2 separate regions of the Mus musculus genome follow, and region 2 is linked to region 1. Evidence: chromatin loops called from intact Hi-C (ENCODE). Cell type or tissue: left cerebral cortex. All regions are shown on one strand.

What was found. A loop is a pair of places that touch in the nucleus more often than their neighbours do. Peaks named below come from ENCODE experiments on the same cell type or tissue, not always from the same donor. Only the 100,000 strongest peaks of a DNase experiment are listed, where the experiment ranks them.
Region 2: a loop joins it to region 1, with 4 times the contacts of the local background. A loop is called at or near these places in 6 of 42 quality-filtered maps.

What each region holds. Positions count from the first base shown.
Region 1 is chr13:68,999,765-69,004,764 of GRCm38, reverse strand. It overlaps Gm35161 (a long non-coding RNA gene), which reads right to left. Exons shown (of 5, transcript XR_873632.3): 1 at 4,100-5,000; 2 at 1,853-1,994. Among named protein-coding and RNA genes, the nearest start is that of Gm35161, 2.7 kb to the right of the region's middle. In left cerebral cortex, a CTCF peak has its summit at 2,397 (motif pointing left); DNase peaks (open chromatin) are centred at 2,395, 3,526, 4,092 and 4,475; H3K4me3 peaks cover 357 bases; H3K27ac peaks cover 2,626 bases.
Region 2 is chr13:69,483,409-69,488,408 of GRCm38, reverse strand. No RefSeq gene overlaps it. Among named protein-coding and RNA genes, the nearest start is that of Tent4a, 48 kb to the left of the region's middle. In left cerebral cortex, CTCF peaks have their summits at 920 (motif pointing right) and 2,871 (motif pointing right); DNase peaks (open chromatin) are centred at 289 and 2,870; H3K4me3 peaks cover 845 bases; H3K27ac peaks cover 814 bases.

The DNA.
Region 1 (5,000 bases):
TGCCCAAGACACTTCTGGGCAACCCTGGGCTGCATTCCTTCTCAACATTTCAGATGATTTTCCTTCTGCGGCTCTCAATCGGATCTGTCTCCAGCCAAATCATGGTGATCCTCCCCCTTCCTCCCAGTTCTTAGCCCTCACAAATCCAAAGGTCCTGCCTCAGTCTATCTGCCCAGACACTGGCTGTTGGCTGTTTATTAATCAGTCAAAAATCAATTGGGGACAAGGACCTTCAGTGTTTGGGCATGCAGATTCCCGATCTGGGGGGACTGGATTAATTCAAAATATTAAAACCAACCCCCAACAAGGACATAACGTTGGACAGAAGGAATTAAATATTTCTACCCCTACTAAACTTGCCATCTGATGGAGGAAGGTAGATTGCATTAAAACAAAAATATGACTGTGCAGAAAGTTGACCTGCCATGCCACTAATAACATGTTCTCTTTCTTGGGAGAAATAGTTTGGAGTAAATACTACTTACCAAACAGAAAAATCCAGCACACTTTTAAATATACAGTCCAATTTATAATTACCTTTAATATTTTAATTGGGTATAGAGTTTTCTCTTTGATCCAAAGAGGTAGGTTAAAAGTCATTCCATTATGTACAAGAGTAGAATAAACTTGTTTGAAAACACCTTATAATAAATAAACCACTTTATCACTGCAAATATAAATTAACTAAAGCTCATAGGTTTTACATGATTTTTCCAAGGATGTACCATCAACTTTTAAGAAAGTTATTATCTGAACACTGACAGTTACTATCAGACAGAGTGGAATAATACTAGTGGTAGGTTTGATTTATTTACAAATTCAGAAATAAAGTCATAAATCAGCCGATGTGCAGTGGTTTAAAACCATAACCTATGTTGTCTGAATGGAATGAGGGAGATGGAATTGGAGAGAAATACTCTTAAACAATGCCATAGCATTGTGTAGCACAGTGCTATAATCTCTCAGTATATTATACTTGAATCTTAGGATGTTTCTAGAATATTCCCTAACAATTTTTAATGTATTTAGTGCTCTAATTTGGAGGATCATACTCCCCACACATCCTTGCCAAGGCTCTGGTCTTGGTTCTCAGCGGGAGGCACTAGTAGGATCATGTGGGTCTATTTTAGTTGCTTTCTTCCTTGCTGCTACGAAATAACCAACAAAAGCAATGTAATGAAAGACGGTTTATTGTAGCACACAGTTCAAAGACAGAGTCTATCATGCAGTAGGAGCTCAGTGGCTGATTACATTGTATCCAGCCAGAAGCAGAGAGGTTAGTGATGGTTTCTCCTTTGTATTCTTCCCAGGACCTCAGCCCTTGAAATGATACTGTCCACTTAATAAACTCCACTAGAAACTCCCTTATAGTCAGACCTAGAGGTTTGTCTTGGGTGACTTTGGAATCTGTCAAATTGACAATCAATATTAAACATTAAAAAGCTCAAACTTTATCAGTGAATTCATTCCTTGATCTCTTTATCTTCATCCCCAAATCCATTCCCATCTCTCCACTCCTACCCGATCTCTCCACTTGTCTATCATTGTGAGCCACTTCCTTCTCCTCTCCTTTCTATTGAACCATGCACAGTGCTAAGTGACCGTGAACCAGATTTCTAAATTCATGCCCCTAAATCAATCCTTCCCTTAAAGATGTCTCAGTGATTTTTGCCACAGCAAAGAAAAGTGTCTGATTCAATAAAAATGTAAATGTTAGCTGAGAACATAAAACATATTCCACGGTGATAATGAAAATTTTGGCAGACCATTCATCCTTTTTATATGTGTATTTTAGTAACATACTTGCCAGAGAGAAAGATGAACACACAGGCAAGCACTACGCTCCTCTCACCTGTATTCCTGTGTTGGCTGGCACGTGTCCACCTCTGTCCTTGGTGTGCTTCCTGGCTTGCCTTTATTTAATCATTGTGGACTCTGTGGACATTGGGAGGAGTATGACAACACCCTTATTGACTGAACTAATCCAACTGGATCTGAAACAGGAACGAAGAGATGGGTTCATTTAAAGTAAAACTCACTTGTGCGTAAACCTGCCCTGCAGTGTGATAACTTTGTTTTCAGTCAATGAGATGGGGCATAGGGTATGGGAGGTCTGATCAGGAGGCATGGGCAGAGTCTTGCACAGAAAAAACTTGCCTGCAGCCAGACAATTCAGAGGCTCCAGTTACAGGCGAAGATAGGAAACCTTTTGGATACAACTTGCTAGGAGAACTGGCTTTCTAATTTGTAGAACCATCTACAGTGTGCAAGGCTCCTTTTTGAAAACTATTAAGAATTCAAAGTGAAGGTAACAAAACCTTGCACCAAGTACTTAAGCCCCTCCCCAGAGAGCCTGCCTGCTGCTTCTCCCTAGCAAGATAGAAGGGTGCCCTCTAGCGTTGCAGGAAAGATGACGTTTTCAAATGTTCTTTTCCTCCCACAGGCCTAGTTAGAGCCTCCATAGTTGATTTCTTTGTGCATTTTGTCACAAATTGATGCAGGGTACATTTATGGGCAAGCCCCCTTGCTCCATATGCCTTACTGCTTTGCAGCAGTGCTGACACCTGAAGGCGCAGAGATGAGCTAGAGGACTCCTTAGGGTCCCTTTATTGTCACAAGCCTATATTTCATGTCTTGGCTTTCTACTAAAGGTTATTTCTCATTTTGTCTCACACCGCTTAGGGGTTATCTTTCCTCTTCTTTTGCCTCCCTTTCAAAAATAAGAACTGTTGCAAACTTTGTAAAAGATTCTTGGTCCCATGGATACCAAAACACTGACAGAATAACAATCATTTTAAATAGTTCACTTTTTTTCTTTTTAGTATTGCATGTGAAACATTGACAGAGGCTCTCATAAAAAATAAACACCCCAAACGAAACAGAACAACAAGTCCTGATGCGACCACAGAGGAGGCAGACACCACCTTAACTGCCATGGTGCTTCCTTCCAAAGACTGGTGTGTGGTGACTCCATTGAGGGAGAGGGAGAGCAAAGCAGAGAGGAACACTGGGTTTTATTCCTGGTTGCTTCCATGGGTCTCTGTCTTTCTAAGGACACAGGGAACACCTCCAATGGCCCCAGGCTGTCTATACTCCCCCCCCCCATCAGCATTTAGTGCATGTATGGTAGGCACAAAATAAATATTTGTTTAATTAAATGGAAGAGTGGGACACTAAACACCCCCTAAAGGCACATGCAGGGTCTTTCCAGTTAGATTTTTGTCTTTATTTCACTTTTACAAAATATTTTAAGATTACTTTAACAAAATCTCTTGAGCTGCAGTTTCTTACCACATATGTCATGGATGGACAACGGATGTTAAAATACATTTTTCTTTTCTGCTAGAGAAAAGAAAGTACTTAAGCATTGCTGTTCCCTCATAGGTCTTACACTTCCCCACCCTTTATACTTAGATCACTGATTGTCTTTTCTTCCTTCTCGTGTGGGTGAAGGAGAATGCTTCTTAGTGCTAGCAGTGAGGAAATGGGAGCTGGAGAGGAGGTGAGTAACAGAACTTCCCTAGCAGGGAGGGACTGGAAATGCACAATTCTGCCTAACCTAGACAGTCCTGCACATAGAATCTGCACAGCCTACTTAGCCATGTTTCCTGCGAGTGGATCAGCCCTGGCTATTTATAAGTTCTATTCATTAGTGCTATTTGTTGTTGAGGCTTGCTTTCGGGATGTCTAAACACCTATACAACCTTAAAATTTATGGTTGCTGGTTCAGAAGAAAGGGCCCAGTCAATCAGAGGGTTTGAGCCTGCAGGAGAAGTTGAGGCTCCATAGAAATGTCTGGTAAAGGGTGAGGTTTTGTTTATCAGAGGTCAAGCAGGGCAGGGAGGCTCCATGACAAGCTTGGTTTCACTATTAGGGATCCATCGTGATTTCCTCCAGGACTGGGTGAGGAAAGCTGGGATGTCCTGGATTTCAAGTCAACTCTCCCATTAACTCCATCCTTGCCCTCTATCGAGGTTGAGAACACAGCTGTGTCTTCACTCTCTGGGTCCAAAAATAAAATCCCTGGAAATCCCTGGGTCTGAGACTCTGTGCATGGCCTAGGTCCAGCATTTGAGAGTCACACAGTTATTCAGCTTACCTGTTCATGCTGGCTGGCTTGCAACTCAGGTAGGCAGGCTGCTGTCAGGGAACATGCAAAGGTCTAAGGCAGTTCCGGGCTGACAGAGAATGTGGAATAGCTCTTGAGGCGGTGTTGTGTTTTGGACTCCTTAGAAAATGATTTGGGGGAGAAAAATGGCTTGTGGGTTCTTTGGATGGAAGGACAGGAAAATAGGAACCTTCTAGAAGCAGTCTTTTGAAGGTCAGTGGTTAGTCCTGTCATCTAGAAAGAACAAAGGTTGAGGTCACAACCACGAAATGCCTGCCCAGCCTGTCCACGAGGATCTAGCTAGGTCTGTCATGCTTCGTGCATTTGGTCCCCGAGAGTGTCAAGCGGCATGGGATGAGTGATTCCCAAGCCAACCTTGCCCACAGAGGATGATTCTCATTCCTTGCTCCAACTTCTGTGCCATCCCTGTCTGACTGAAAGGGTTCTGGGGAGATCTGCGATGCCAAACACAGAGGTCCATAGGGTACTTCTAAGGCGCGGAGAGCAAAGGCAGAGAAAAGGAGAGGCCCGCTGCCTGAGGACCACAGGTGTCTCCAGTCACTGTGTAATTGAGTTCGTGGGGGCCATTCTTTCAAAAGGACTCCCACAAGTCCTGGAGGGTCCTAACTCCTGCTCTGTACTGGGAGTCAAATTACAATAGAGAAAGTGAGAAAGAAGCCACATTTTGCTAAGTAGGCATACTAAAGAGGGGTGGTCAGGGATATGGGACCCCCTCTCCAGGCTGGGGGGTATTAAAGCATGGCAGCCTTTTACACTGCTGCCTTGTGAGATCATGGAGAGGCAGTGGGGACTCTGGCAGTCAGGTGGGAGACTCCAGGAGCCCAACAGTAGCCCTCAGGCTGTTCTCTGCTGTAGTGGAGAACAAGGCTGA
Region 2 (5,000 bases), 480 kb before region 1:
ACTATATAGTGAGTTTCCAGAAGTCACTGCAAGAGGGGTGAGGGTGTGGAGGACACATCCTTCGTTAAGAGTAAAAGAACGTAAGAGCAGGTCGGAGGCTAGCCGAGCTTCCCCCTCCTCCAATCTCTCTTAGGACGCGCATCTTCTGTCTCACCCTCTCTCTGTGCAAGTCAGTCCCCCAGCAGCAATGCAGATCAAAGGTACAGATAGTTCTCATTCCCCACACTGCAGCGCCGCGCTTCACAGGTTTTGACTCCTCAAGGCTGTACCGGGCGGGCGGGCAGGGAGCTCTCTGCTGCTTTGGATTAAACAATTCTGATCCTCCCCCGGAGACAGGGAGGATGAAGCGTGCGCCTCGAAGGAGGACAGTTCAGTAAGAGAATTACTCCACAGCAGGCTGGAGTTTCATGTGAGATGGGGCATCCAACCTTCTCCTCCGGTGCTTTTTAAGTTAGCAGATAAAAAACTCCGTGCGGCTGGCTTCCGGGGATTTGGCTGAAATGACCTTTCTGAGATGTGACATGGACTCCTGTCTACAGTAGGCTGGGGGTGGGGGTGCGAGAGTGCGGGGCGGGGCGAAATTGGTCGGAAATCTCTGTTTGCCTGCCTTTTGTGGCACAGAAGGAACTCCGTGTTCCTCTCTAAGCCTGTGCCCAGTCTCAGGAAAGCCAGCTACACCAGCTCATAGTGGTTCTGGCCCTTCTAGCACGAGGGGCTAAAAGCACGCTGAGGGAGGGAGGGAGGAGGGGATCTGCAGGTGACGCGGATAGATGGCTTCCTTTGTTCCTGAGTTCAACTCAGCAACTTAGCCTCGTGTCAGAATAAATTCTTCTGTTAAAGATTTATTTATTTTATGTATGTGAGTACGAAGTAGCTGTCTTCAGACACACCAGAAGAGGGCATCAGATATCATTACAAATAGTTGTGAACCATCACGTGGTTGCTGGGAATCGAACTCGGGACCTCTATAAGAGCAATCGGTGCTCTTAACCAGTAAGCCATCTCTCCAGCCCCCAGAATAAAAATGTTAAAGACCTAATTTTATTCTATGTGTATTCATTCATATACGTGTGTGAGTGTGTGTGTGAAGTGTTTGCAGGTGCCTCAAGAGCACCCTTGCAACTTGAGTTTTTAAGTGGCTGTGAGCCACCTAATGTGGATGTTGGGAACTGAACTTAGGTCCTCTGGAAGCATCAAGTGCTCTTAACCAATGAGCCTTTAAAGGGGCAGCAGGTATCAGGCAGGCTCCGTGCTCTTCCACCATAGCCGACCTACCCCATCCCTGCTCCCACACCCAGAGGTGTTCTTCAGGGTCCACACTGCTGGATGACACACATAGGCTCACCAAGAGGCTCAATTCCCAAGGAGCCTGAGTTTGCCTGTTCTGGGGAATAGGCAGTTTCTTTAATGGCTGCTCCATTCACATGAGTTAAGTTTGATTTCCAACTTGGGGACCAATCCTCTGTCCATGACCACCTGGAAAAATCCCACAAAGGACATCTTCCACTGGGAAATGTGAAGGACTTATCTTCATCAAAGGCAGTGACTTCCCATCCTTCTGGAGAAAGGAGCCCAAGCTCCTTGGGGTTTCTGGCTCCTCTGTTTAGCCTTGCTCACCCCCACCCCCTGCCTTTGAGGCTTCATTGTGGCAGAGTTCAGAGGGGCTGATGAGCATGTCTGCTCTGACCCTCTTGACAACTACTTAGATGTGAGAACAAAGGAAAGGGCTAATCGGATATGGGGGGGGGGAGTTTTTCGGATTTCCTTGTTGCTGCCTGCCAGCTCTTCAGAGACATCTTTTGCTCAGTGTCAGTATTTCTCCTGCAATTTCTAAGTGGAAAGCAGCATGCTATGGAAGTGTCCAGCCTTTTTGATATGACCTCATCATCTGCATTCGCAGACACTCTAGGCTGCATGTACTCAGCAGGGCAATGCTTTAACCTGGATAGATTGAATGTTTATGCCTCCCCACAACGTTTACACTAAACCCCAGTACTGCTCCCAGAAGCATTAGGAGAGAAGGCCTTTGGGGTGGCAAAGCTTCACAAGTGGGGCTGATATCCTGATAGAAGAGGCCTGACAGTAGTCCCTTGTCACCTGACCTGGACTCTACCATAACAAAATTGCTGGACACTCCAGCCTACAGAGCAATGGGGGCAATTTCTGAATATTTCTTTTCCCCTTTGTCCCCCTCGTGGTGTGTGTGTGTGTGTGTGTGTGTGTGTGCATACAGCCCATCATGGTGGGACAGATACGGTGGCAGGAGCTGAAATCTGCAAAGCTAAAAGGAAGCAGGAAGTAGGACCAAGCTGTAAAGAGTCAAGGCTCCCCCACAGTGACTCATTCCCTCCAGCAAGGTTCTATCCCCTGAAGGTTCCACAACCTTCTCAAATCGTCCCAGCTGCCAAGGTCAGAGCGCTCAGACATGTGAGCCTATGAGACAATTCACATTGTGGTGGTTTGAATGAGAGTGGCCTCCGTAAGCTCATATATTTGAATGCTTGGTCCCCAGTTAGTGGATGAGAGCTTTTGGCCTTGTTGGGGTGCCGGGGAGGCGTGTCACTGGGTGTACCAGGCTCAGTATCTTTCTCAGCTTGGAACTTGTAGATCAGATGTGAGCTGTCGGTTACTTCTCCAGTACCATGTCAGCCTCCCTGCCACGGCGATAATGGAGTAACCCCATTTAAATGCTTTCTTCTCTAAGTTGCCTCTTCATAGCAATAGAACAGTAACTAAGACAACATTCAAACTGGCATCTTGTGCACACGTGGGGCTTTCATCCGAACCTGCTTTCACACTTGGCAGTTTGAGCTAGCTAGCTAACTTTTCTGTGTGGAGGTGAACTGTGCACTGTAGACCACTTTTGGACTCTACCCACTAGAGGTCAGTAGTGCTGCGAGTTGGAGTCAAAAAGGATATTTGCTGGTGGCGGTCGTCCACCTGCCCAACAGTCCTTTATGGGCAGGGGCTCACACACACCCGGAGGCAACACCTGAGGACATTATCATGCACATTGTTGGCCATAGAGGTGGCTGGAACAGAGAATTTCATTTTAAGTGTATTGTTTAGTACCTAGATATCTTTGTTTATTGAATTTCTTTGCATTGTTTGCCCAGATTCTTTGTTTGTTTGTTTGTTTTTTTCTTCTATACTTTTAAAAGACATATTTTCAGTGTTAATGACTACGTGGTAGTCTCAAGTATCTGTAGGGTACAGCATGACATTTCAAGGTCATACACTCAATGTGTAATGATCAGATCAGGGAACCTAGTGACTTGCCTGTAAAAAATCATAAATATTTCTGTTGGTCACTTATATAAATGCTAGCCTGATGAACCAGAGACCATGCCCATATCTACTGAGTACAGGATAGCCGGTAGACGAGTGCTCCACCACCTGTGGGATGACGGAGGATGGCTCTCTCAGCTCACCTTTCTCCTCTACAAAACAAAAGTGCTAGACTATTTCTAGATTAACCCTTCCCCCAGTGATTTTCAACACGAGTTTTTTTTTTTTTTTTTTTTTTTTTTTTTTTTTTTTTTATGTATGTGAGTACACTGTTGCTGTCTTCAGCCACACAAGAAGAATGCATCGGATCCCATTACACATGGTTGTAAGCCACCATGTGGTTGCTGGGAATTGAACTCAGGACCTCTGGAAAAGTAGTCAGTGCTCTTAACCACTGAGCCATCTCTCAGCCCTCATCGCAAGGTTTTGCTAATGTATTATATAGAAGGCTAGATAGCAAATAGCTGAGAATTTGTGGGTCACACAGCACGGCAAATGCACAGGAGTGTCGACCGAGGAAGACAGTCAACAGGTTACTTCTGCTGTGTTATCTCAGGTAGAAATCAATGTCACCAAACATGGTTACAGAATAGGGGCCAGACAGTGGTGAGCCAGGATAGGATCTCCCCAGACAGTGATGAGCTGGCCAGGGAAAGGTTCTCCTAGTGGTTCCAGCTGGGAACAGGAGGGTCCTCCAAGACAATGATGTACTAGCTGGTCAGGAGAATACCTCCCCAGACAGTGATAAGCTGGCCAGGAAAGGGTCCTCTAGACAGGCATTTCATTCAGGGAGGAAAAGGTATAAATGCTTTCCTCAAGACTTCCCTTCGTCTCCTTGGGTAGAGCTGCCCACCTGTTTCTGCCTTGCCCAGGGTGGCCCCACTTTTTAAAACAGCAGGTGGTCCCAGTCTAATTGATTAACCAAAGTCGGGGTCTAGTTGCTTGAATCGATGGCTTGATGTGTCTCCACATGGCTTGATGTGTCTCTGCATGGACAACACTAGAGTTTGGGGTTTGTCACATGGCAGAGCCCCTGGGGAGGGGATGAGGGTCCTTATGAATGGGTGGAGGGAGTGTTTCTGCTAGGCCATCCTGTGAGACCACATCGCCCTTCCTCTCTTTGCCCTGTGCCCTCATCCATGGGAAGATGCTGCTGAGAGAAGCAGCCATGAACACCACACTGCAGGTGCTCACCACTACTGAGCCTTGATCGTCAAGTGTTGTGTTGTTTATTAATTCTCCAGTCTGGGGGTAATTCGCTATAGTTACACAAAGGGTTGAAGTCAATGCTTTTGAGCTAGACAGTAAACACACTGACAGGTCAAACCAACAGGATGTCAAAGAAATGGGTCTGATTTTCAGCAAGAAGGTATTCTAATGAGAGACAAAGAAGGACACTTCCCAGGAAAGACTGTGCCCTGTGGAGGGATCCTGGCACATGTGTTCGTTAAGGTTTCCTGGCTTAGGTAGGGAGCAGGTCAAACTGATTCATCGAGGGCCCATCTCCATCTCTCCCTGTCACGGTGCAGACTGCTGACATCCACAACAGGGATGTGAGACACATGAAATGGTAGTCTTTTCTATCAAACACTGCACAACTTTTGTTCTTGTCAAGGAATTAAAATCTGTTACATTCTTCATCTTCTAAACCCTTTATGCAGACGTTTTAACCCTTACACCCTTTAAAAACATTTGTTTACACAAAGGTCCTG